3 separate regions of the Mus musculus genome follow, and regions 2 and 3 are each linked to region 1. Evidence: chromatin loops called from intact Hi-C (ENCODE). Cell type or tissue: left cerebral cortex. All regions are shown on one strand. Links, peaks and the distances in the headings refer to the core of each region. The heading gives the core; the rest is flanking DNA.

Evidence for each region. Peaks named below come from ENCODE experiments on the same cell type or tissue, not always from the same donor. Only the 100,000 strongest peaks of a DNase experiment are listed, where the experiment ranks them.
Region 2: it touches region 1 in a loop (7-fold over the local background); 22 of 42 quality-filtered maps call a loop at or near these places.
Region 3: it touches region 1 in a loop (4-fold over the local background); 7 of 42 quality-filtered maps call a loop at or near these places.

What each region holds. Positions count from the first base shown.
Region 1 is chr2:27,768,041-27,775,851 of GRCm38, reverse strand. No RefSeq gene overlaps it. Among named protein-coding and RNA genes, the nearest start is that of Gm39777, 66 kb to the left of the region's middle. In left cerebral cortex, for the core only: CTCF peaks have their summits at 3,778 (motif pointing left) and 5,523 (motif pointing left); DNase peaks (open chromatin) are centred at 1,404, 3,763 and 5,491.
Region 2 is chr2:27,883,338-27,891,148 of GRCm38, reverse strand. Col5a1 (collagen, type V, alpha 1) reads right to left here and starts at 4,724. Exons shown (of 66, transcript NM_015734.2): 1 at 4,225-4,724. The coding sequence starts at 4,333. In left cerebral cortex, for the core only: CTCF peaks have their summits at 3,815 (motif pointing right) and 5,267; DNase peaks (open chromatin) are centred at 3,941, 4,334, 4,911 and 5,149; H3K4me3 peaks cover 1,451 bases; H3K27ac peaks cover 277 bases.
Region 3 is chr2:27,896,962-27,904,772 of GRCm38, reverse strand. All of the region lies in intron 1 of Col5a1 (collagen, type V, alpha 1), which reads right to left. Among named protein-coding and RNA genes, the nearest start is that of Col5a1, 14 kb to the right of the region's middle. In left cerebral cortex, for the core only: a CTCF peak has its summit at 4,682; DNase peaks (open chromatin) are centred at 2,719, 3,459 and 4,671; H3K27ac peaks cover 948 bases.

The DNA of each region.
Region 1 (7,811 bases), core at 1,204-6,203:
CAGCGGGAGGGGTCAGTTCAGGAGCCCACAGCTATTTCCACAGGGGGAAAAAAATGTCTTCAGGCCTCCCAGGGGCTCACATCCCAGCTGTGACTCAGGGATCCCTGCTGCCAGATGGCTTCTTGTCAGATTGCTTGGGCCCTGGCTCCTGTCAAAGCGAGGGCTTCTCTAAGCAGGGCCCTAAGGTCAGCTACATAGCCTTTAGGACCTAGGCCTCTCTTCCTGGCAGAGGCCCAGCCAACCTAAGTCCAGTGACAAATGATATGACCTGAGCTCCCCACCTATAAAGTGTACCTTCAAGCTGTGGGATGGCTCACAGGACCCTAAGAAGCCACAGGTTTGTTCAACCCGGTAGAGCTGTAGGGCCTGAGCCCTGCAGGGCTGGGTCCCCAAGCACAGCCTTCCACAGACACTCACACTGTTTCCCTGTGCAGCGGGCAGCAGGCAGCTCCATCAGATTTAATTTTATGCCACATTTTCAAAACCAATATGAGGCTGTTTTGTCAGACCTATGTCTGTACCATGTACAAAGACGGCAACACGTATGTCCCGCACGTCCTCACGAGCGGCAAGCCTTTCCAACCTAGAGGAGCCTGACTGCAATGGCAGAAAGTGCACAGGCCTAGCAGGGAGGCTGTGGACCCCTCCTGGAGGGCTGGACCTATTGCATGTACCAGTGTCCCTGGAGACCCTGAAATCTTTGCAATACCTCCTCGTACAACAAAGACCACAGGGGCAAGGCACCTACCTAGCTCAGGATTGTTCTGGCTCAGGAGGGACAGAAGGATGGTCCGAGCTGCATTCCTCCCCATAGTACACAGCGAGTGGCCAAGATCGAGGACACCATGAGAGGCACTGACAGCCAGCCCTATAAAACCACAGGAAGCATCGAAAAGTTGCCGGAGCTGGAGGACACCGAAAGAAGGACACCCTGATGGCCATGTCCCTTGTCAGGCCCTGGGGGGTGATGGAGGGATGACAGAGCTTGCTGGAGAAAAGGCCAGGGTGCCTCTCTCCATGGAGCTAGCAATGTAAGCATGGGATGAAGCTCTGTGCTCAGCCTCCTGTCACATGGAAGGCCTGGATGGGAGAGCCCGGTTATTCCCTAGAGAGACCCTGGACTATGCACTTCCGGGGAAACCCATCCGCCATCCCACTCCAAGCAGGGCTAGGAGGGAGCTTGGGATGTATCTCATGTTCTGTGTCACCAAACCATGGCGAGCTTCATAGTTTCCCACTGACGTCAGCGGCGTGGTCTGAAGCGGCTGCAAAAGCCTCGGCAGCATAATTGCAGCTGTCTCCGCAAAGCGAAGTCAGATGGTTTTTCCGACCTCCAGCCCCCGCTCCTCCCCAGGCCTCTCTCCTTTTTATTATGTTCCTTGGGCCCCATCCAGATGTTCCCTGCAACAACAACCCTCCAAAAATTTACAAAGAGGGAGCGAGAGTGAGCAGCTTCCTGCCGGCTGGGGTGGAAGTAGCGACGTGGCAGTGTGGGGGCAGCCACGTCTACAGGCCTGGCGGGCGGGGGAGTGGCCATACTCAAAGAATCAGGCACATCAGACACCCTTCAAAGTCCATGTCTTCTTCACCCCATGCCTAGGATCCTGAGGACATGGCTGAGGGGCTGAGGGGTTCACACTGCCTCTGGCTCAGATGGGGAGGCCTCAGCCAGACTGTGGCTGAGTAGAGACCAAGGCACTGTGGTCGAGATCAGGCCCACGTTCAGACTGACCTGGCATCGGGCCAACTACACATGTAGCTAGGGTCTCCATGCTATGAAGGCGGTGGCTAGAGCTTTCATTGAGATCAGTCTTCGTCTGAGCTGGCAGCTGGGTTCACCTCACCTGGATGAGACCACCTGGAGACAGACACAGTCCCTGGTCAGGTAGACACTGGAGCAGAGGAAAGAGGGGATGGACTCTACAGCTTTGCAGGACAATCATCAGAGGCTCCAAAGCAAGCAAGGGCCACACAGGGCCACACAGGAGCACACAGGGACAGGCATCCCTTACTGAAGAGCTATGCCCAAGGCTCAGGGCTGGACCTGGAACTACTAGGCCACAGGCACTATGGGAGAGCTGTCCACAGGGGCACATGCTATGTTCCACCATTCCTGGATGTCAAGGAAGCCTTTCTGGGAGCAGTGGCCAGCTTCTACTGCCCCACAAAACACTAAGCCTCAATGCTATCTTAAGAGATGCTGGCCCTACCCAGTATATTCCTGCCCTGGAGTGCTGACCCAAGTAGTCAGAGAGAGAGGGAGTTGAGGCCATCAAGGGGTCAGCAAGCTAGGAAAGGAATCAATAAACTGTAAGGCAAGACCTATGAGCCCCAGGCTATTACAGAATGACCCACGACACCTCCCTGTCTCCTGCCCTCCCAACCACTCAACTGAAATGCTAGTCCTGAAGCTTTGGGTCTCCAAGGCCACCTCAGATCCAGGGATGTGTTGAGAGCCTTGGAGCTCCCGGCAGCTCTCCTAACGCTTGGGGCTTGCTTAGGGACAGGATGCATGCAGACACCAGCAGAGAGGACAGAGCCCAGGAGAAGCCAGGCCTATACTGTCACAGGTTCCCATCCAGAGAAGGCGTGTTGTCTGCACGGTCTCCTGAATGTGTGTGAGTGAGCCAGGTGAGCCTATGGGGCCTCCACACTGGGGAGGGGGTTGTTACTGGAAGTGGGCTGCCTGAGCACCATGTAAGAAAATTGCGGTCTCAGCTCTGCTGAGATCAAGTGACCTAGCATGGCTCAAGGCCCCACCATAAATCACACTGTCAGCAAGGACCACTGAGGTGACCCGAGACGGTCAGGCAAACACAGACACTGTCAGGCCAGACTCTCCAAGTGGGCTGAGGTCAGAGGTCACCTACCAGGAGTTGGGTCAGAGCCATGCCTTTGGAAACTGTGCAGGGTGTGGCCAAACCAAGCCTGCCAGGTTAACCCTTGACTAGATAGTCTCCCCAGGGCAAGGTGGGCAGGGAGGCCATCACCTTATCTCCTGTGAGCCCTGTGGGGGCAGCAGGAGAGACAGATGGTAAAACCTGGAGAAAATTTGACCTTCTGTAGGAGGAAGGTAGGGTTGTCATGACAGAGGCCATCACATGCCCAGGGCCCAAGACCACCTAGGACAAAACCTAGATCCAACTGGTCTCCCACTGCACACTCCTCCCACCCCCAGGAAGCTTCCAGGATCCAAGGCTGGCATGGCTGCAATAGGTGTGGCCCCTCCTGAGAAGGACCACAATTTCTTTCCTTCCCTTAAGAAGGTCTTAGACTTGTGTTACCATATCTGTGGGGTCTCACTTGTTCCCTCCTGGGACCCCCAGGCAGGTGGGGATGGGCCACCTCAGCCCCGGAAGGAGGCAAGCAGTGCTCCTCCCAACTGAGGGAGCGCTATTATGGAGGAGGGCTCCATTAGGTACCAACACTTGCCTGGTTCCTGCTGGGGAGCCAGCCCCACAAGAAGAGGGCATTGAACCAACAGCAAGAGGGATTTCAGTTAGACTTGAGGAAGATTGTCAGAGCAGAAACCTCCTTACAGACGGGTTCCAGGAATTCCCTCTGTGTCTGAGCCACATGGGAAAAGTTTCTGGAAGCTTCCCAAGCATAACACAGTGGTTGAGCGCAGCCTTGGTGATCTCAGAAACGCTTAGGAAACAGTAGTTGGACCCAGTTAGAAGAGCCACAGCCCCCTCCAAAGTGCAGAAAGGAAGGACTGGACCTTCTCCAATCACAGTGGACAACTGGCTCTGCAGGGTCTCTAGGGCGCCACCTGCAGGAGGAAGAGTGAGTTTCTGCTCTGCCCAGATGGCCCAGGCAGGGCAGAGGCAGCCAAAGGCAGGCCATCGGGTCTCCCAGATGCAGCCAGGAGAGGTGCAGAACAGGGTCTCCTGGCTCCACGTGCACAGTAGGGGCGCGGAGCTTGGCTGTGACAGAAGACTTCACTTCATGGTTTCTTCGCAGCGCCTGGTGTGAGGGCCACTGAACACACCTGATTCCTTCTGGCTGTTGGTGATCTTCTGGAGACATAGCCAGAAATGACATTGAAGGTGTTCTTTGCCCTGTTTTGTCTTTGAAGCTCAATTGCCACATCACCTGGGAAGACTTACCAGTCCCCTTGCCCACTGGTACGGTCACTTCACTATAGTGGCCCACTCAGCCTGTACCTGCCGCCAGGATGCGGCCTGGGAGAACACTCCAGACCCTAATCGGACAATAGAGTGGGTCTAAGCACATGACCTGTGGCAGGGCCCAAGGGAGATGTGCTGGCACGGGAAGGTATACACCAGGTCTTGAGGACCAGGATCAACATTCAAGTAAAAGTCCCTTATTTATGGCTCATATTGAATTCATGTGGAAATGGAAACTTTCACATACTGGGTTAAATAAAATATGAAATTCACTTCACCTGATTTTAATGTGGCTAGCAGGAAGTTTTCAATTTTCAGATGCATATTTGGTTCATGTGAGTTTTCTGTTGAACAAAAACTCTGCGTTTGCCTGGAATCACGCACATGGCCTAACCACACATCTCCAAAGGTATTTTCTGAGTGATAAATGGATGGATGGATGGGCAGATGGGGGATGGACCATTGGACAGGTGGACAGATGGGTAGACGGGTGGAGGATAGGTGGATAGATGGACAGATGGGGAACTGGGATAAATGGAGGGACAGATAAATGGGTGGTAGATGGGTAGATGCATATAGATGATGGATGGATGGATGGATGGATGGATGGATGGATGGATGGATGGACAGACGGGTGGTAGAGCAGATGAGTGGATGGGCAGATGGATGGATGGATGGATGGATGGATGGATGGATGGATAGATGGTTGAGTAGATGAGATGGGCAGATGAGTAGTGAATGCATGAGTGGGTGGGTGGGTAGATGGAGGTATGCATGGCTACATGGCTGGGTAAACAGATGAATATATGGAGAAGCAGTGCCTGGAGACAAACGTCTCCCATTGCCTGAGGCCCTGGCTAACTGCCACACAGTTCTGCTCTGGCCCAGCACAGACAGCTAGTTAAGCCCACAAAACCATAAGCTCCCTTCTCTGGATGTGCACTTAACCTAGTCATCTGATTGTCCCCACTGGGGCTCTGGGGGCCAGAGACAGCAAGGGGCTGTCAATGTTTTCAAGCACACTTCCAACCATGCTGAAGGACTGGTACTCTAGGACACAAGGATAGAAGGTCTGCTGAAGTTATTCTGTTCAGCACCCGCCTCTCCCACTCTTCAGCCCTGCACACCATCAAGGAGCAAGCAGGGGCTCTGCTGTCCTCTAAGGTCATTCCCAGGCAGGACCTTGGCCTCCTGAGTCTGGGGCAGCATAGGTGAACTCATCTGGGCCTTGAGGGTCTAGGAAATGGTTGCTAGGAGACCTGGTAGGTGTGTGTGTGTGTGTGTGTGTGTGTGTGTGTGTGTGTGTGTGTGTGTGTGTGATTGATCTGCACTTAGTGAGGTGATGCTGCCCTCTCGTGGTGGATATGGGTACATGGGAGCCTCGTGTACCCTGCCTGGTTCACAGGTGTATGACAAATACCCAATTCACAAGAGACTCTCTGGGACAGAAACGGAATAAAAAAAAAAATCAAGGTTGTAGCGAGTCTAGGGAGAATTCTACCCCTAGTGACATCAAAGGTGAAAATCTGGTTGCAGGATATAGTTTGTGAATTCCCTCTTCCATTCAAAACTATTTTGATGTAATAATCCACGGAAGTCTCCCTTTTAAAGCAGTCTTTAGTCGAGCTTGAAGTGAAAGACAGCATAGCCTGCTGACAGCTCCAAGATTTGCACCCCAGCTATTAAACTTCTGCAGACAGAAGAGCCTGTCTCTGCCAGGGAAAGGGCAGACAGGGAGTAGAGGAGTTTCCAAAGCTCTCTCTCCAGCAGGGCTGATACCTGATCCCACCAACAGGAAGTGGCCACCAGAGCCAGCGTGGCGGCAGAGTCAGACCTGAAGCCTGGAATGCCTAGGCACTACTGACAGCTACGCTCCTGTCTGCACTCAGCCCTTCCCAGGCAGCTGGTGGTTGTTCTATTGGCTTCTACAGTTGCCCTCCACAGTCCTGATGCTGCCACAGAACGAGTCATCAGGTGTTCATCTCTTGTGCCCAGGCAGGGTCTCTGATCTTCCTTCTCAACATGGTAGCCACGGCTGAAGCAGCCCCTGCCTCACAGTGCATTTTCCCTTTGCTTGCTTATTGCACGACATCGTCCTTTGCTGTTTAGAATGTCATATGAGAGGAATTCAAAACTCACCTGGTTTGCATTTACTGTCAGATTCCTGGACTTTCCCACTGACTTGTCCCCACCCAGGGCCCTGGCAAGTCACAGTCCTCCGTGACAGCTTGACCCTCAAGCCTCCACCTGCTCACCCCAGGACCCTTTAGCTCCAGAGAACCAGCTTACCCTCTACCCCATCCTGTGCTGTTCTGCTCTGAAGTCCAGTGTGTCTCACACTGTGGGCACCTCTAGTCCCTTGCCACAGTGCTTTGATTCTCAACACCCTTAGGCTTGTAATCGCTTCTGTGTGTGCTAATCACGCACACAGAAAGCATTGAGTTGTCTGGTGATGGGATAGTCCCCATGGTCACCTGCAAGCCAGCAGTCACTTTATAAAGCAGCGTTTGTCCCAGCACAACTGAGCAAGGGAGTCGTTTAGAGGTGGGGAGCGGAGAAGCAGTGCATGGGGAGGAGGTATGAGCTAGCCCATGAAACGCTTTCTGGCCTCATCTCACCATGGGTTGCTTGCTCTATTCTCTTCCTCCCTGTCTTCTTCTTGGATAGGGACAAAGCCACAGGTGTTTTTAGAAATGCCATGTCCTTATTTATTATTGCTAGGGTATCTCACAGGCCTTCTGTTGACAGACTGTTCCTAAGGAAACACATTGGCAGCAATTTCTCTAAAATTACCATGTAGACAGGCTGGCTTTAGACCCACAGAGATCTGCCTGCTTCTGCCTCCCGACTACTAGGATTAAAAGTGTGTGCCACCACACTTGGCTGTAACCTAGTATTTATTATGTAGAATTAATATATGCTAGTAAACACTAAACAAAAACCGCCTGGCCTAGTTCCTGGTGGCTCCAACAGGACCTGAAGTAGGTATTGTATAATGACCACACCCCATAATACATTTTTAAACCTAAGAATGGTTTTAGGTTTGCTGAAGACTTGCTGTCAACAGAGATTCTGCACGTTCCTAGTGTCTCCCTCCCTCCAGGCCCCTTCCTTCCTCCCTCTCTCCTCCCTTCATCCTCCCATCCCTCCTCCTCCTGCCTCAGGCTCTCCCCTCTGTCTCATCTTTAACACATCCCTTAACTGAGGTAGTACTGACAGTTTGTGATCATGTCACATTTACTCACCATATCTCTTTGGGTTTCTCAGAACATCTCTTTTAAAGACCTTAAGCTGCCTAGAGGGCCCCATGTGGGGTTCATCTGATGCATTCCTCCTGGTCAGTTTCTGCTCTGCCTCCGTCTGTCAGAAGTATAGTGCTGCCTATCTGGTTCTACTGGGGCCTAGGCAGAGAGAGCCTTGGGCTGATTTGTTGTTGTTGTTGTTGTTATTGTTATTGTTGTTTTGTTTTGTTTTTTTAAAGAAAGGCTCTTGGTATGTATAGCTCAGCCAGGCCTCAAAACTGGGATGTGGTGCTCCTGCCTTGGCCTCCTGAGTGAAGGAATTACAGGAGTCTTCCACCATGCCCAGCTTGTACTGGGACTGCTGCTTCAGACTTCTGGGACTCTTAGTGAGAGCCTCACACGAGCCTCCGGGGAAGTCACCGTGCAGGCCCCACGCTCA
Region 2 (7,811 bases), core at 1,639-6,638, 110 kb before region 1:
ATACACACAGAGAATAACCCTGAAATTGACCTGTCCAGTGCCTTCACACACACACACACTCCTCGGGTGACTACAATACCTCTGAGATGTGACTGGCCAGGGAGCCACATGCATATGAGAGCCAGGCAGAAAGACAGGAGATGCATGGCACCTCCTTGAACACACACTCTTCTGCCCAAGTTTCTAGAATCATGATGTTTGGAGAGGATTTAGGGAACACTGCCCATTAGCACAGAACACAGCTTGTGAGATGGCCCTTCATCCCAGTGCCTAAGTCACTACCTAAGAGGAACTGGCAGGACCACCAGACAGTCTCAGACCCACCCACCTCCCCAAAGTGGCAGATGCTAGTCTTCTCATTTTTCAGGAAGGAAAACTGAGGCAGAGACTCATTCTAGCTAACCTTCAACCTCAGAGGCAGAGACAGTGCATGCTGGCTTTCTCAGCCATGCACATCCCTTGAAGGTGCAGTACCACCAAGGGCTGTCCTCCACCAACCATCAGCAGAGTTCCCACGGGCAAAGCCAAGGCCCGTCTGGTTTGTACTGAGTGTATCCTGCTAACACGGTACCTGGACACGCTCCCATCCTGAACAGGAAGGGGATACCAGTGGGGCCCTGGGACACCTACTTATTTTTTGTTGGTAGCATTTCTGCTCTCCTGGTGTAATGTCAACAAGGCAGGCAAGAACTGGGGACCTGCCAACCCACTGATGAGGGGGTTTCCAGCCAAGGAAGACAGTCCAGGGAGAACCTCCTTAGATAAGTTTGGAATATTCAACAAAAGCAAAATTAAACCAGAAGGAGGTGACACAGTGAGGGATGGTAATAAAAAGAAAGGGGTCAGGCCACCAGGGACTCCATGGAGATGTCCTCCATTGCTGCTTCACAGGGCCAGCATGTCTGAAGTGGCCTAAGAACAAGAAGAAAGATGTCTGATGTGGAGAAGGAATGAGGAATGCCTTCACCACCACCCCCAGGACCTCCAGACCAAGAGCAAGCTAAATAAAGTCTGTGGTACTTGAAGGTTCTGGTGACTGGGAAGAGCCTGGGTGATCCAAAAGGAGATAAGGAGCCCCTGCAGAAGGCTGTGGACCTCAAGGAGAGAGAGGATGGCGGGAAAGAATAAGAGAGAAGAAGAAAGAAAGGGCCGGGGGAGAGAGGAGAGATGGAGAGGCAGGAGCAGCAGCAGCAGGAGACATGGCGCTGGCAGAGTGGAACACCCCATCTGTCCCCCAGGGCCCTGCCTGGACTGGGCCCCCAAGCTGGGATCGTAGCTCAGGGTACTGGGTCTCCCAGGGGAAAGCTAGGAAATGGATGTGAGATCAAAGAACAGAACGAGTGGGAGTGGGCCAGGGCTCGCAGGAAGGGCTCCAGCCAGGTTAGTCAGCTCTGCTTCTCCACAGCTGAGCTTCTGTCCAGACAGGTACCAGCACACTAGCCACCAGTATTCACTGTTCCCTGAGCCCCAGACTACAGCAAACAGTGTCCTGGGGTAGGGGAGAAAATGCTTTCCTGACCCACTGGGCACCACTCACCATCCCTGCTGTGACCCTGGGGACTGGGTTAGATCTGTACAATCTGTATTCTACTCAACAACTGTAACCCTAAGAGGGTACAGGAAGTTGTTTTGGTTTGCTTTTTTAAATGAAGAAAGAGGCTTCCAGCCAGAGGCAGGAGCAGGCAGCGGGCATCAGCTGCCCTCGGCTAAGGGTGTGACTATGAGGAGCATCCAGAAATATCTACAGGGTGGGGTAGAGGGGCAGTCTCTGGCCAGCACCGCAGGGCCAGCCCCCAAGACAGCATCATCAGAGAAGAGGCTGTGAGCTAGCCCCCAGAGGGGACTCATCTACCACACAGCTGGTGAGGGCACACAGCTCCAACCCTGCAGCCAGAGTAATACACCCTGACAGACACAGGGGGCTTCTACAGACTGGACTTTGTGGGAAAAGTGAAGGAGAGATAAGGGGAAGAGAGGGGAGGAAGGAGAGGGGAGAGAGGAGAGAAGAGGAGGGAGAGAGGAGGGGGGAGGGAGGAGAGGGGAGAGAGGAGGGAAGGCCCAAGGATGTCCCTGTAGCCAACTCATTGAGTCACAGGAAATTTAACCATTCAGTATCTGTCAAGTCTTACAAAACTTGGCTGGCTTTCCCCGCAAATTATTGCAAAAAAAGCAGTCACATGACCCAAGCCCACCAATAGCACATGGAAGAGATGACCTCAATTTCCAAATATTGGGGTCACATTTCATTTCTCATTCCTCCCCCCCTTAAGGCTTTTAGCAGCTCCCAGAGCAATCGGACTTCTCACTCCTTCACACACTTGGCCAAGAGAGAGACAGAGGATCTGTGCTCACAGAAACCTCGGAAAACATCTGGCAGGTCCGAGAGGGAGAGCAGAGCAGGGTCTGTTTGCACTTTCTCCTGACCTGTCAGCATCAAACGTGCACTGCTGCCCCTCTGGCCATGCACTGAGGGTGACTTCAAAGTGGGTCGCACCACAGGAGCAGAGGGGAAAGCTTCCCGAAGCCCACCCAGAAAAGCAGTTTCTTTATGTGCTTCTAAAAGTCAACTCTGTCCAAAGCAAAACAGCTAACAGCACAGCCAGGACCCAGGCAGCCCCTTCCAAATGGCCGCACCCTCAACAGCACAGGGAAGTGGGGCAGAGCATAGTAATAGAGTGACGAAGAGAGGTAGGTGGCCACAGGACAGGGCAGGGCTGGGACAAGGTACAGGGTGGACAGGGTGAACCCGGAACACCCAACCTATGCTAGTGGTAACCCCAGCTTCCCAGGCGAGAGGTCCACTGAAGGCTTCCCTCCTGGGGTTCTGGGGCGCACAGGGGAACATTGTGGGGGTATAGGGAAAAGAGAGGCTGACCTCTCTTGTCTCTCCTCCACACTTTCCTGAGGGCCTTCAGCATTCCCTACTGCTAGCTTAACCCTGGGAACTCCGGGGCAGTTGGTCCAAGTTCCACAAGAGTGAGCATCGTCAGCCCATGCTCTCCCTCGGTCCCCGCAGGCCCTGGCCCCTCCCATTTCCACTCTTGCTCATCCTGTGGCCACTGGACACTAATGGTGCCAGAAAGCAGGAGAAGAATATTGTAATTGGCCATGGGGGGTGGAAATGGATTCTCCTGCTAGTCCTAGTAACACCAGCTAAGCTAAGGAGAGCCCTGTCACTGCGCAAGGGCTGACCACTCCACCCGCTGTTCGGCTGCCTGAACTCTTTCTAACTGCCTTCGCCTCCCTGTATCAGCACATGCCTGGTGCCTTCCCACCCTGGGCTATGGTGTTTAAGGGCTCTGGGGAGGTTTATCCCACAACTAACTAACAAGAGTGATGCTGAAAATAATATGCCTGCCCAGACCTGAGCCTGAAAGCGCTGAAATACAGACAGGGACAATCCCAGTACCTCCCTGATTCTGCCCATTGGATCAGGGCTCCTTCAGAGAACCCAACCTGGCAGGAGTCTCACATCTGCAGATCATCTGAGAAGCTCCCAGCCCAGACTCCAAGGCCCTCTCCAGGCTTCCCGTTCATCCCATCTTTGGGCAGAAAGCCCAAGAAAACTACCTCTAAGGGGTTTGGAGGTTTGACGGCTAGGAGTAGGGCTGGCCTACCTCACAGGGCTCCCCAGTGCCCCTGAAGACTTGTCAGGGACTACAGGGAACTCTGTCCCCTGGGAATTGCAGAAACTTAGCTCAGACAAGCAAGAGGGTGTGTACAGAGGGAAGTCCATAGCTGGGGTTTCAAACTTCTGGGATCCCCCTCCACCCCTAGGCGTCCCTGAGGAACTGAATGGCCTTGACTCTAGGGGGCGGCCCTTTCCAGCTTTCAGAAGGAAAGTTTCTGCTTAAGGGCTGCGTGGGATGCAGCGGGTCGCCTGTGATGTGGGACAGAAAATGCGAGGTTTGGGGACAAAAGTGTGAGCACCTCTGCTGGGATCTAACACGAGGCAGATTCTTCCTTGACTCGACCAACAGCCCCACCCAGCAGGCCCGTTTGAGGAGGGGGCGGTACGCCGCGGGGATGGAGTTGGCCCGGCTCCCTCTCCTGGGCCCCCAACGAATGGTATTCGTTGTCTTGCCCGGTGCATTCCACAGGCCAAGGAGGAAAGTTCTGCAGGCTCGGAGGAGGCCGGCGGCGAAGGAGCCCGAGATGACAGCGGCGCGGAGGTTCTGCGCACCTCTTACAGTCCCCGAGGTCCGGTCCCCAGAGCACTCTTACCTGCGCGGCTCGAAGGCGGCGCCCACAGCAGCAGCAGGAACAGGAGTAGCGGCGAAGACAGCAGCAGGGCGCCTGGGCGCGCAGCTTTCCAGCGGGTGTGTACGTCCATGCCGGCGGGGTGCGCGGGCCGGGGAGCGGGAGACGCACACGATGCACGGGGACCAGAGACACGTCCCGGGTGGCGGACGCTAGGGGAGCACGACAACTTCAGGGAGTCATAGGAAGCTCGGCACCCGCCCGATCTCCCCCGCGGCGGTGGCTGTTCTGGAAGAGGCAGCGGGCGCGCTCGCCCACGGCGCAGGGATCGACTGTGGCCCGGGACGGCCGGGACCCCCTCGCTGGCTGCTCGCGCACTCCCTGTCCTCCTCCTTCTAGTCTCGTGGCCTCCTCACCGCTGCTGCCCCGCGACCCGCTCCCCGTGGGCGCTCCGCTGGAGTGAGGTCCTGCGCCAGCCGCGGGGACCAGGAGTGCGGACCTCGCCTTCGGCGCTGAGCACTTTTCCCCCCTTTCCCTCCCTCCCTCGCTGCTGGCAGACAACGCGGAGGCTGTGGATTCCCCCACCCCCCACCGCCCCCAACGCCCGCAGCAAATCAGAGCCCGGCGCCCCGCTCAGCAAGGCCGGTCCCCGCCTCCCACTGGGCGCCGAGGGCGAGGGGGTGGGGATAGCGGGCGAGTCGCGGCGAGGAAGGGGCTGGCCCGGGGCGGGAGCGGACGTGGGACGGGGCCGGCGCCCCCGTTCTTTCTCCCCGCTCTGGGCGGCGGCCTCCAAAACCTGATGGCCCACCCTGATCCTAGATTCTTCCCGCCTCAGGTACCCCGACCTGGCCAGACTCCAAGAACCAACGTTGAGGGACCCCCGAAGTTTGATCGCTGGAATTCAAAAGAGAGATTGCAGTACCACACAGAACTTTCTCTTTAAGGAGGAGTTCCGAGAGCTCCTCTTCTGGGCGGAGACTCAACTTGCAATTCAGCCAGAAGGGGCTCCCTAGACTATGACTGACAGGCCAATACAGCGCTGGGGACCTGCCTTCTACCTCTCCACAGACCAGACTGTCAAGGATGCCCAGAGGGGCCTTAAGTGAACAAGGAGTGACCAAGTTATTAATCAGGTGAAGGTCAGTCTCAGATCCCACCCCACCGCCTTACTGCTGTCCCTAGTGGCCCAACAACTCACAAGGAAAAGGAAGAGCCCCCTTCCAGAGCTGACAGCTGGAAAAGGAGAGGGGCTCCCAGCTCCCCATCTACAGCAGAGGGAGACAGGAGTTCTCCCAGACTTCTCCAGGCCTGGGAGGCCCTGCAAAAGCCTGACTCACTGCCCTGCCCTTCTCCAAGGGCTTCAGGGTTTGTTTAGAAAGAATCAGAGTGAATTAAGAAGGCTTTCAGACACAAAGCTATCGCTCCCTTTGAACACATTGCAGCCTGAAAGAATTTTGTAGTGATGGAGACCGGCCTGGGACATCTCTCTCCGGCTGCATCCTCAGGCTCCCTAGTTTCTCATTATTCTCCAAACAAGAGGAGAGTGGCAGTCAGGGTGCAGAGGCATTCATGGGATAGAGGCAGTCAGAGGGCAGAGGCAGTCAAGGGGCAAAGGCAGTCAGAGGGCAGAGGCAGTCAGGGGATAGAGGCAGTCAGGGGGCAAAGGCAGTCAGAGGAGTTGCTGGGATGGCCATGCTCTGGTTCTTGAATCTGAATGGGGGTGGCTAGTACTGACTTAATTCAAGCTTTGCTTAAGTGTGGAATGTACCTTATAGGGAACATCAGACAGTACACAGAATAGAGGAGGAAAGCTGGGGATGCAGCTCAGAGGCTGTGCACAAAGGTCCTAAATTCTATCCAGAGTACAGAGAGGGCAGAGGGAAACAAGCTTGAGTGGACATGCAGACAGACAGACAGACTCAGTCACAGTACAGTAAGAGTTAAAAGCCAGCTTGTACTTGTTATGGAATAATTATGTATGTGTGTAAGTTGTATAAATGATAAGATGTGTATGTGTGTGTGTATGAACACATGTGGGGGCATGTACATGCATATGTGTGTCTCTGTGTGTGTGCTGTGTATACTGTGTGCTTATGTGCCATTCCATTGGTGAGTTTCATGGGGATGAAAACCTCAGCCATCCGGAGGCTTTCACCAAGCTCACCTCCCCATCCCCAACCTGCATCAGGTCTACATATCAGGGGAGGTCTTTCTCCCATCCACAGACGGGGACGCTGCAAGTCAGGCGGGGTAAGGGGCTTACCCAGAGCACCAAATCAGCAATGCGCTGTGTCAGAGCCAAGATGAGTGCTGCAGCTGATCAGCAGGCACAGGGTTCTTCCCTCTTCGTGCTATAATACAGACTCAGAACATCTGCCTTCCAGCAGGTACACCCTAGGCATCCTGCTCAGGCTAAGCCAACCCATACCCAGCATCCTCCTGTGCCCAATTGGCATCTCATGATAATGGAGAGTATTGGTCATGGTCTGTTCACCAGCATGAGTCTTTGAGGAAGCAAGCTGCCTGTGGGCCCCATCTATACCAGCCTGCACTGTTGCACCAGGTCTCCATGATCATGGACATAGTCTTGTGCTTCTGCTGTGTTCTTTCCATCTCGCCTGTCTCTGTATATCCACCTCCATCCAGTGTCCCCTGCATGTCCCTGCCATGCATACATGCCATTACCCTCTGTTGTAGAATACAGTCCTCCAAGCAAAGCAACTGCCATTATTATCAGGTCAGCTGTCCCTGCTTGCAGGAGTCCATCCTGATTAGGCTTGTGGACTGTTGCTGTTCTCACATAGAAGCAGACAATGAGGGAGGACCTTTACCTGAGACTCTGGGGAGAAGCAAAGAGGAAACGCTAAGGGGTGGGAGGTGCTTCCCTCCTTCTCGGAGCATATGAAGTCTCTCAGGCACATTACAGACTGGCCCTCCAACAGGTCCTGGGCCCCAGCAGCTCTGCGGTAGGTGCAGAAGGTCATGATGAGCTGTGGCTCTGCCTTGTGTGTAGAGATATTCACACCAGCAGGGATGCCTTTACATTTGTGCCCAGGGAAGAGCTCCACCCATGCGTCCTTCAGCTGGCATTCAGAAGCCAGACCGATGTCCCACCCTTGTACATGCCATTCATTAACTGCAAAACCTGGGCAGATGAGTTCCCTCTCTGCGATGCTTGTCACCTATGAAGTGGAGTAATGAAGCTGACTCTGGGATTCCCAAAGACTCAGATGTGAAGGGAGGTGGCATGTTTGAGACAGAGGGGCAGGCAGCTCTGGATTTTCCTTCTGTATGCCAGCCACTCCCTGCACCAAGTGTTTCCATGTCCTGTCCACTAAGACTGGCTTCTTTAACCTAAGCTGGCTAGCCTTTCCCCGCTGGTGCCAAACAAGCCTTTAAAAATGATGGGATTTCCAGGCAGAACAGCCCAGGAGACACTAGACTGACTTTTGGCATGAGAAGCAGGTTTGCAGGGAGTCAGACGACAAGCGTCCTGAGATGCGTTTTCCAGACGGTGGCAGCTGGCGCAGGTCGTCTCCTGTAGACTGTTTCACAGAGCTGGCTTGAGATTGCAGGCCAAGGAAAGTGTCCACAGGAGAAATTTCTGCTTT
Region 3 (7,811 bases), core at 1,639-6,638, 130 kb before region 1:
GTTTAGAGAGGGGTACTGGATTCCTCTGGAACTGCAGTTACATGTGGTTGTTATCCTCATAACATTTGTACTGGAAACCAAACAGTATATGTTCTTAACCATAGAGCCATCTCCCCAGTCCTTGCTTTACAAACTTTTAAGGTCACAAATTGGTTTTACTGTTTTTCCACACCAAAAGGCATGCAGCCCAGAGCAGCCGGTTCACACCTCACTGCCTCTGTTTTCTGTAGCTGTACATCTGCCTGCTTCCTAGCAACACACCTCTGGGGTCCTGCATTCATCTCTCAAAAGAAGTACGTAAGAACTGTGGCCTAGGGACCTGCTACCCACTCGGGAGGAAAACCCGAGTCCAGATATTTGAACATCCTTTCCCATGACTGACACATGTGTAGCCATGGACCTGGGTGTTTTCCCCTGGAAGGGCGGGCTCACACTGGGAGGAGCCCTCTTCCTTGCTAGGCTTCACCTCAAGTTTCTTGAAGATGGGTGCTGCTCAGTGAATCGGAACCTCTTAAACCTCATTGCTTTCTGATCTCTGGCCTGTCCCGTGGACACACCATAACGTATTTAAATGCATTCCCCGTGGCTAGGCACGATGGTGTATGCCTGTGATCCCAACACACACTGAGGCTAGCCTGGGCTACTTAAGGAGAGCCTATCTGGAAAATGACTTCTCTTGGTGAGCATGCACATGTTGTGAACCCCTTCTCTTCCCAGCAGCACCTTGCACACACATGAGTGAGGAATATAACACACTCCAAGGCGCAGAGCTGCCGGGCCAAAGGAGCGTGTGCATTCTAACATCTCAACAGCTACTGTTGGTTGCCTATTGTAAAAGGGCAAGATGCCAGGTGTTCACTTCCCCAGCTGACAGTGAAGCCTTACATTGTGTTATCCTTGTTAAAGTTATACAACTTTCAAATGTACCAAAGTTCCAAATGTTTTCCTTTCGGAGAACTGATTATACCTTTGATTATACCTTTTTAAATTGATTTGTGGGAACTCTTTGCATATGATACCATATTGACCCCTTTTCCTGTCACATAGGCTTACATTCTTTTCTTGCAATTGGTAGTTGCTTTTACCTTCAGCCAGACAGAAAAACTCAAATTATAATTCTCTTTTACAATTTCTGAGGTTTGTGTCACACTAACAATGTCACTTTCCCACCCCACCCACCCCCACCGTGGCCTCATAATCATAAACACCTACCTCCCTAGCTTGCTTCTAGTGGTCCTGTGGTTTCATTTTTAAAGTTCACATCTTTGATCCACCTGGAATTAATTTAGTGCAAGAGGAGGGTAGACAGAGGCATCTTTGCCCCAGATGGCTTCTCCATTATCCCAGTCCAGTTCAGTGATTAATCCCTTCTTCCAAGGCCCTTCTGAAACTACAAACTTTATTAGATCCTAAACTACCGCTAGTGTCCTGACTTTTAAGGGCAAGGGCTATATATCTCCCATCTGCAGCTGATTGGCTCACATGGAATGGGGGTACACTGCTCACTAGCCCCCCCCCAATATGTTCTTCTCCCTAAATGCAGTTCAAGGAGGAGGCCCAAGCCTTCTTGCCACCCACCCCTGTGGCATGCTTTCTCTGCAACAGGTGGTTTAGAATATGAGGCATGGGGACCACCTGAATGTCCACTAGTAAGAGAGAGACTCAAGTAACGCAAGTACTCAGAGAGGTCGGGAGAGACGGGGTGAAACCTACAGCACACACAACACAACGACAGTGAGTCCTCCCTCTAGCCTGCAGTGAGTCCTCCCTGCCTGCCTGCCTGCAGGCCTCGGGGTTGTCATCTTCAGGGAGGAGCACCCAGTGAGCACAGGGTCCTTAGTAGAGTGTCTGCAGGAACTCCCCAGGTAGCCACTGTTACAAATCCCCTCCTTTCTTCTCTCTATTAAGACCCATGAGCTCTGACTTCAAGAATTATAGATGGTTTTAGTCACTTTTTCATGAATTTTCCTGTTTTCCAAGGTCATTGCCCACACACACACACACACACACACACACACACACACACACGAGGTCACCCTCAGTGGGAACCCTGGCTCTGCTCATGCTATCCTCACCAGACTGACCTGTGACCCCTGGGAACAGAACCCAAATGGGGTCTACTCTTCCTCCCTCCTGGGCTGGCAGGAGAATCAGAGCTGCATCCGTGGTTTAGGCCTCATGTGGGCAAAGCCATGGTGCTGCCATAACTAGCTCCAGGATGCAGCTCAGATTTCAAAGAGCCCATGGCCCAGCCAGGATGCCACTCTTCTCCTTGGAGCTGTGCCAGCTGTGTGCCAATTACAGGTGCATAGAGCTCACTGCATTACACTTCAGGAAAGAGGTTTCCTTAAGGACTCCTTGGCAAAGCCACACACAGTGCCTTGGACATTGCCGGTGCCCATAGAGGTGCTGCTGAGCTGAATTCTGGGGCTTAGCCGAGCAGGCAGGGCATTTAGTAGGTATACAGCATTCTCAGGAACGCGGCAGACAAGGTTCTCCTATGGCTAATAGTTCTGGACTTGAGTCACAGAACAGGCTCTGGTTTGAACCTGTGGCCCAACAGAGACACGATGAACAATAGTTTGGGAGATCAGCAGCAGGCTCCTACCCAAGCAGGCAGCTGTGTGTACCCATCCCTTGAAGAGCTCAGAACTGAGGCCAGGGATGAGATCAGAGACGAGGCAAAGCCACAGAGCTGTGAGGGTGAGAGTGGAGAGGGCCAAGAATAATCCCTGCCAGGGAAGCTACTCAGCCATCAACACCATGTCTGCATCAACTCCTACCCAAGGATGTGGGGAGGAGCGCACTCATGAACCACTGAGGGATATAGGAGGGGGCCCACAAATGGGGTTCAAATTTGAGAGTCAATGGGTAGAGAACTCTGTGAATCAGGAAAGGGAAAACAGAAACCAGCTTCTCTGGCACCTACAGATGGAGGGTGTCCCTGGACCAGTACAAATGTCCAAATGGAAAGGAAGGTGATGGCCGAACAGGCATGAACCAGGCAGGGTGTGAGAGCATCCCAGCACTCACTCTGACGTAGGCTGGGGTAGAGCTGCATAGGAGGTAGAGTGGGATGCCAAGACCGGGTGGCGTGGCTCTGTCCTGGCTGCAGCATCACTCAAGAAGCCAGACCAGGAAACAGTTTTATAAGTGACTGGAAAGAGGTCGGACTGCCTCTCAGCCAAGGAATTTATCTGCTGGCCATGATATTGACCAGGCGTGAGCAGTCAGGCAGAAAGAGCACACGGCAGGGGCCTGGTGTCTTAGCCCCGGGAGGGAGGCTGGGAGCATGCCTGTGTCTAAAGTGAGGAGACCTTTATAATCTCACTTCCCACACTCAAAGTTGTAGATAATAGGAACTGTTCAAGGGAAGGGCCCAAACAGAAAGAAGCAGCCAGAGAGAGTGGGTAGCAGCAGGCTGTATTTAAATCATTGCAAAACACGGCTGGGAGTTTTTATAGGGTGAAATGGTAGATCCTGGAATCAGATGAGCTGGGGCTAAAAGCAGCATCTGAGGAATGAATACTGAGAGATGGCAGGCTTGGCTGGTCAGCAGAGAGCTGCAGGGAAGGCAGAGATCCCAGGAGAGTGTCAACCCAACCTCAGGCTGGCTCCTCGTGGGCACAGTCACCTGGAAAGTTCTTCCAGGGGCAGGGTAGCAACCACATGGGGTGAAGGGGACACAGAAATTAAGTCAAAGCTTGGAACACAGCTCAGTTGGCGAGCGCTTGCCTAAAATGTACAAAGCCCATAGTTCAGTCTCTGGTACTGCATAAAATTACAACAGCACATAGCTATACTCACAACCCTTGGGATGTGGAAGTAAAAGGGTTGGAAGTTCAAGGTCATCTTTGGCTACATAGTTAAGTCTGAGGCTGGCCTAGGGTTATTAAAAAAAAAAAGCAGGTAAAAATTACCTCATCCCCACAAGGAGACAAGACATGCTTAGCTATGTGCAGGGCCACAGGGCTCTCTGGAGACATCACACATATTACGCTAGAGTGCAGATGCCCATCACCATGGCCAGCTTCAAGTCTGTTATTTTCCTAGGCATCACTGAAAGGCCCAGGGTGGTTCCAATCACCATGGGAATTGTGATGCGCAACTCTGGGTCTGGACCTCTGTCTGAAGAGGGGACGGTGCAGTGGGAGCTCACACCAGATATTCTGATCCACCACACATTGGTGGGCAGTCCCTAGGTGTGCCTGGAAAACACTGGGCACCCCATCCCTGCAGATATCAGGACACCTAGCCCGAGAGCCCAGCTCTCCAGTGTTCAGATTACCTTGCCAGGACTACCGCGGCCTGCCCCAGAATGGCACGGACAGCGTGGACCAGGGCTCCCCTGGTTTCCCAGCACCAACTGCTACTCCAGAATGGCTATACTCTTGTTCAGCAGACACCCTGGAGTCTGCAAATTACTTTCAGCTAGTCCCAGAAAGGATTCACTAGGCATGCCCCCATGCTGGTCCACTATGAGATACAGCAGACTACAGCCCTGTCTGGTTCTTTATGGCCTCAACTCTGCCTCCTTAGATCCACACCGCAAGCCTATGAAGGATGGGGCATCATCCTGGATGAGGACTCCACCGAGTCACACTGGCTACCCAAGCCACACCCAATTTTAAAAGGCAAGAAGCCCTGAGGTGCAATACCACCCTCAGCCTCTAGGTGATGCTTTCTCTTCCCCACTACAGCCAGAGAGACCTGAGTTCCAGGTCTCTGCCCCTCCACAGACCTAGGCCACCTTCTGCTACTGTGTGCTGAGAACTCTGGTCCACTGAGTGACCAAAGTGTCTAAGATCACAAGTACACCAGGGGGTCAGGTAGTTGGTCTAGACAGCAAGCACCAGTTATAGGATCAGAGCCCCGTGAGGCACACTAAGACAGCCAGGTCACCAGACATTGTTCTCAGAGTTTTTAATTTTCTTCTCCAAAGGCTCATGATTTAACTGTGGGCTACACCGCACTTAACTTCTCTGGCCACCTTGAGCTTACTGCTAAGCTGTGGCAGCTTGATTCTTGGACCCTCTAACTGATGACTCAACCCCCCACCCGCATCCACCGGGCTTATCGGGAGGGGAAGGGCCGCGGGGGGCAGGCCCAGGAACCCATCCACTCTTGCCATTCATGTTTGGCTTTCCCAGAGCATCCCCCACACTCATTTCATCAGCTGCCAACTGAGATGGAACAGACAGCCCCTACCTGGCCATAATCCCCACTATCTGACCTTCTTCCCACTAAAATGGAAAAAACGTGACTCAGACTCCTAAACAAACAGGCTCCTCACAGCTGGATGCTGTGGAGAGCAAACCCACAGAGGTCTCCAAAGATAGATCACACGGAGCAGAACCCAGGAATCCAGGGCTGTGGGCTTCAGGAAGCCCAGGGAGACAGGAACCTGAACCCCAGCCCCGATGACCACACACACTCACACAGGAACACTCATTCTGCCACTCTCTCCACACCCTCTCATTAGTCCCTGCCACAGGGATGGAGACCCCTCCCCAAAGAAAAGGGGGAAATGCCTTCAGTGGAGATGAAAATGTTATCTTCAATCAGCCTTCTCTACTGGCCCTGACACCCAGCCTGAATGTCACCCCTCAGGCTGACAGTCATTCCTAGAGCACAGATATTGTCTTAAGAGCTTAAGATCTGTCTTTGCCAGTTGCAGAGCTTCAGTGGGCCTTGGTCTTCTCACCTGTGAAATGGGGAGATGGTGGGGGTGGTGATGTCTCATGTCTTAGAGCCAAGCTCTTTAAACCACAGGTTGTATCACCTCATGGGCCACATGACAATATGGAGGGGTGTCATGAAACAGCTTGGCAACAGCAACAAGTGTCTCAATGAGCACTGACCAAAAATTATTTTCAAATCAAATGTACCATGAATCTGAGGTTTCTCTGGCAAGTGGCCACCTATGGTGAATTGTGTGACCCCACTACGACCTTGGATGCGGACACAGGTGCTCACTACATACGCCTCAGCTTGGAGCCCAGACTGCTGCACCTCGGGAAACCAATGCTTCATCTACATGTAATGTCTCCTGCTCTTAAAGAAGCATAATGATTTCATCACAAACAAACGACACAAGCTTTCATATTTCCCCACCATCATCCCTCAGGAGCAAGCATCAAATTAGCATATCTTTGAATTTTATTATGCCACTATGTTTGATTTTTCAAAAGTTGTCATTTGAGCTGCTGATCTGAGCATGAAAACAAAATGATTTCTGTTTGTGAAAACAAAAAATCATTAAATGAATTTTGGCTTGGGATTAGGGTGAAATTTCCAACAATTTATCAAATGGCCCCAAACCCATCTCTGCCCACTTGTACTATGCATTTGTACGAGGCTGAATTCTCAGCACTGACGATCATAAAATCAAGACATTGAGCATCTCTGAAAAACACGGAGACCACTATACATCTGACCATGGCAATATTCAGCCAAGATTTAATCTTTATATAAAGATAAATACATGTACCTATTTAATTAGCACCCAAACTTGCTTTTATCTTTAAAAGATGGCATAATAGGTATAGCAAAGAACTGTTTTAAAATAAACTTCCTCACACTAATCAGTAAATGTTTGGTTTGTGCGCCTATTTTACATATCTGTAGAGCCAGGGTCACATGAAAAGGGGGTTCAAGCAGGACACATTTAGAGCCCTGGCTTAGAAGATGCCATTAGGATAGACTAGGTAGGGAAACACTTGGGTAAGTGGGAGGAGGGTGGGGAGAGGAGTGGGGAGGAAGGTGGAGAGGAAGAGGGGGAGAAGGGGTGGGGAGGAACAGGAAGAGGAGACTGAGAAGGGAAGAGAGGAGGGGGAAGTGGAGGGGAAGTAAGAAGAGGATAAAGAGGGAAAGAAGAAAAAGGAGGAGAAGGGGGAGAGGGGAGCAGGAGGAGGCAGCAACCTGGAGAGTCCTGGTCTTCACATTCAGTGAACATCGGGCATGCGTCTTCATGTGCAAAGGTTCCGTTACCAGAACCAAAGGAAGCTCTGGGGAATAGCAAGACCCCAGGGCCTGATTGGAACCTGTGGCCCCTCCCCTCCAGTCCAGAGGCTGACCCTCCTTGGCTGTCCTGACCTGATTACAGGGGTACCTGAAGGACCACAATGGACAGATGAGCTGTCTGTTCTCCATTCTCTAGCCTTCCTCACGTACAAAGGCAAGCAGAGAGAAGGGTCTTGGCTTTCCCCTACTACATCCCGTGTGGCCTTTCTGCCACACTGTTCATGCCCTAGTACAACAGTCCCTCCTGGAGCCTGAAAATCCGCCTCGAGGGCCAAGCAGCTGTTTGCAATCGGCCCAGCCCTAGCCCCAAGCAGAGGAGGTGGAGTAAGTAAGTCCACAGGCTGGACTCAGAGAGTCTCGGGGCATGTGAGGACAGGCATCCCCAAAGCTAGGAGACCCAGGGCTGCCCCTCCCCATGGACAGAGCCAGCAACAGTGAAGAAATGGGGCGGGCCTAAAAGGGCAGGAAAGAGCTCTCTTCTTGCAGCCCATTTTCAGTCACTGCTGATGAACAGGGAACATCTCACCAGCCTCAAGCCAGAGTTCAACACAATGGCTTGGAGACATTTTATAGCACCTGCCAGGGGGTGGGGTGGGCTCTCCTGTCTGCACACCACCCAAGTGAGATGTTTGGGAACCATCATGGTCATCCAAGAAAGCCTTGGATGAGCCATCCTGCAGTGACCTTTCAGCCATCAGAGGCAAAGACATTAGAGCTGGAATAGCTTCCCCAGCTGGTTGGATCAGGACAGCCAGGCTCCTTTCCCCAGCACCAGGATTATGGCAGAT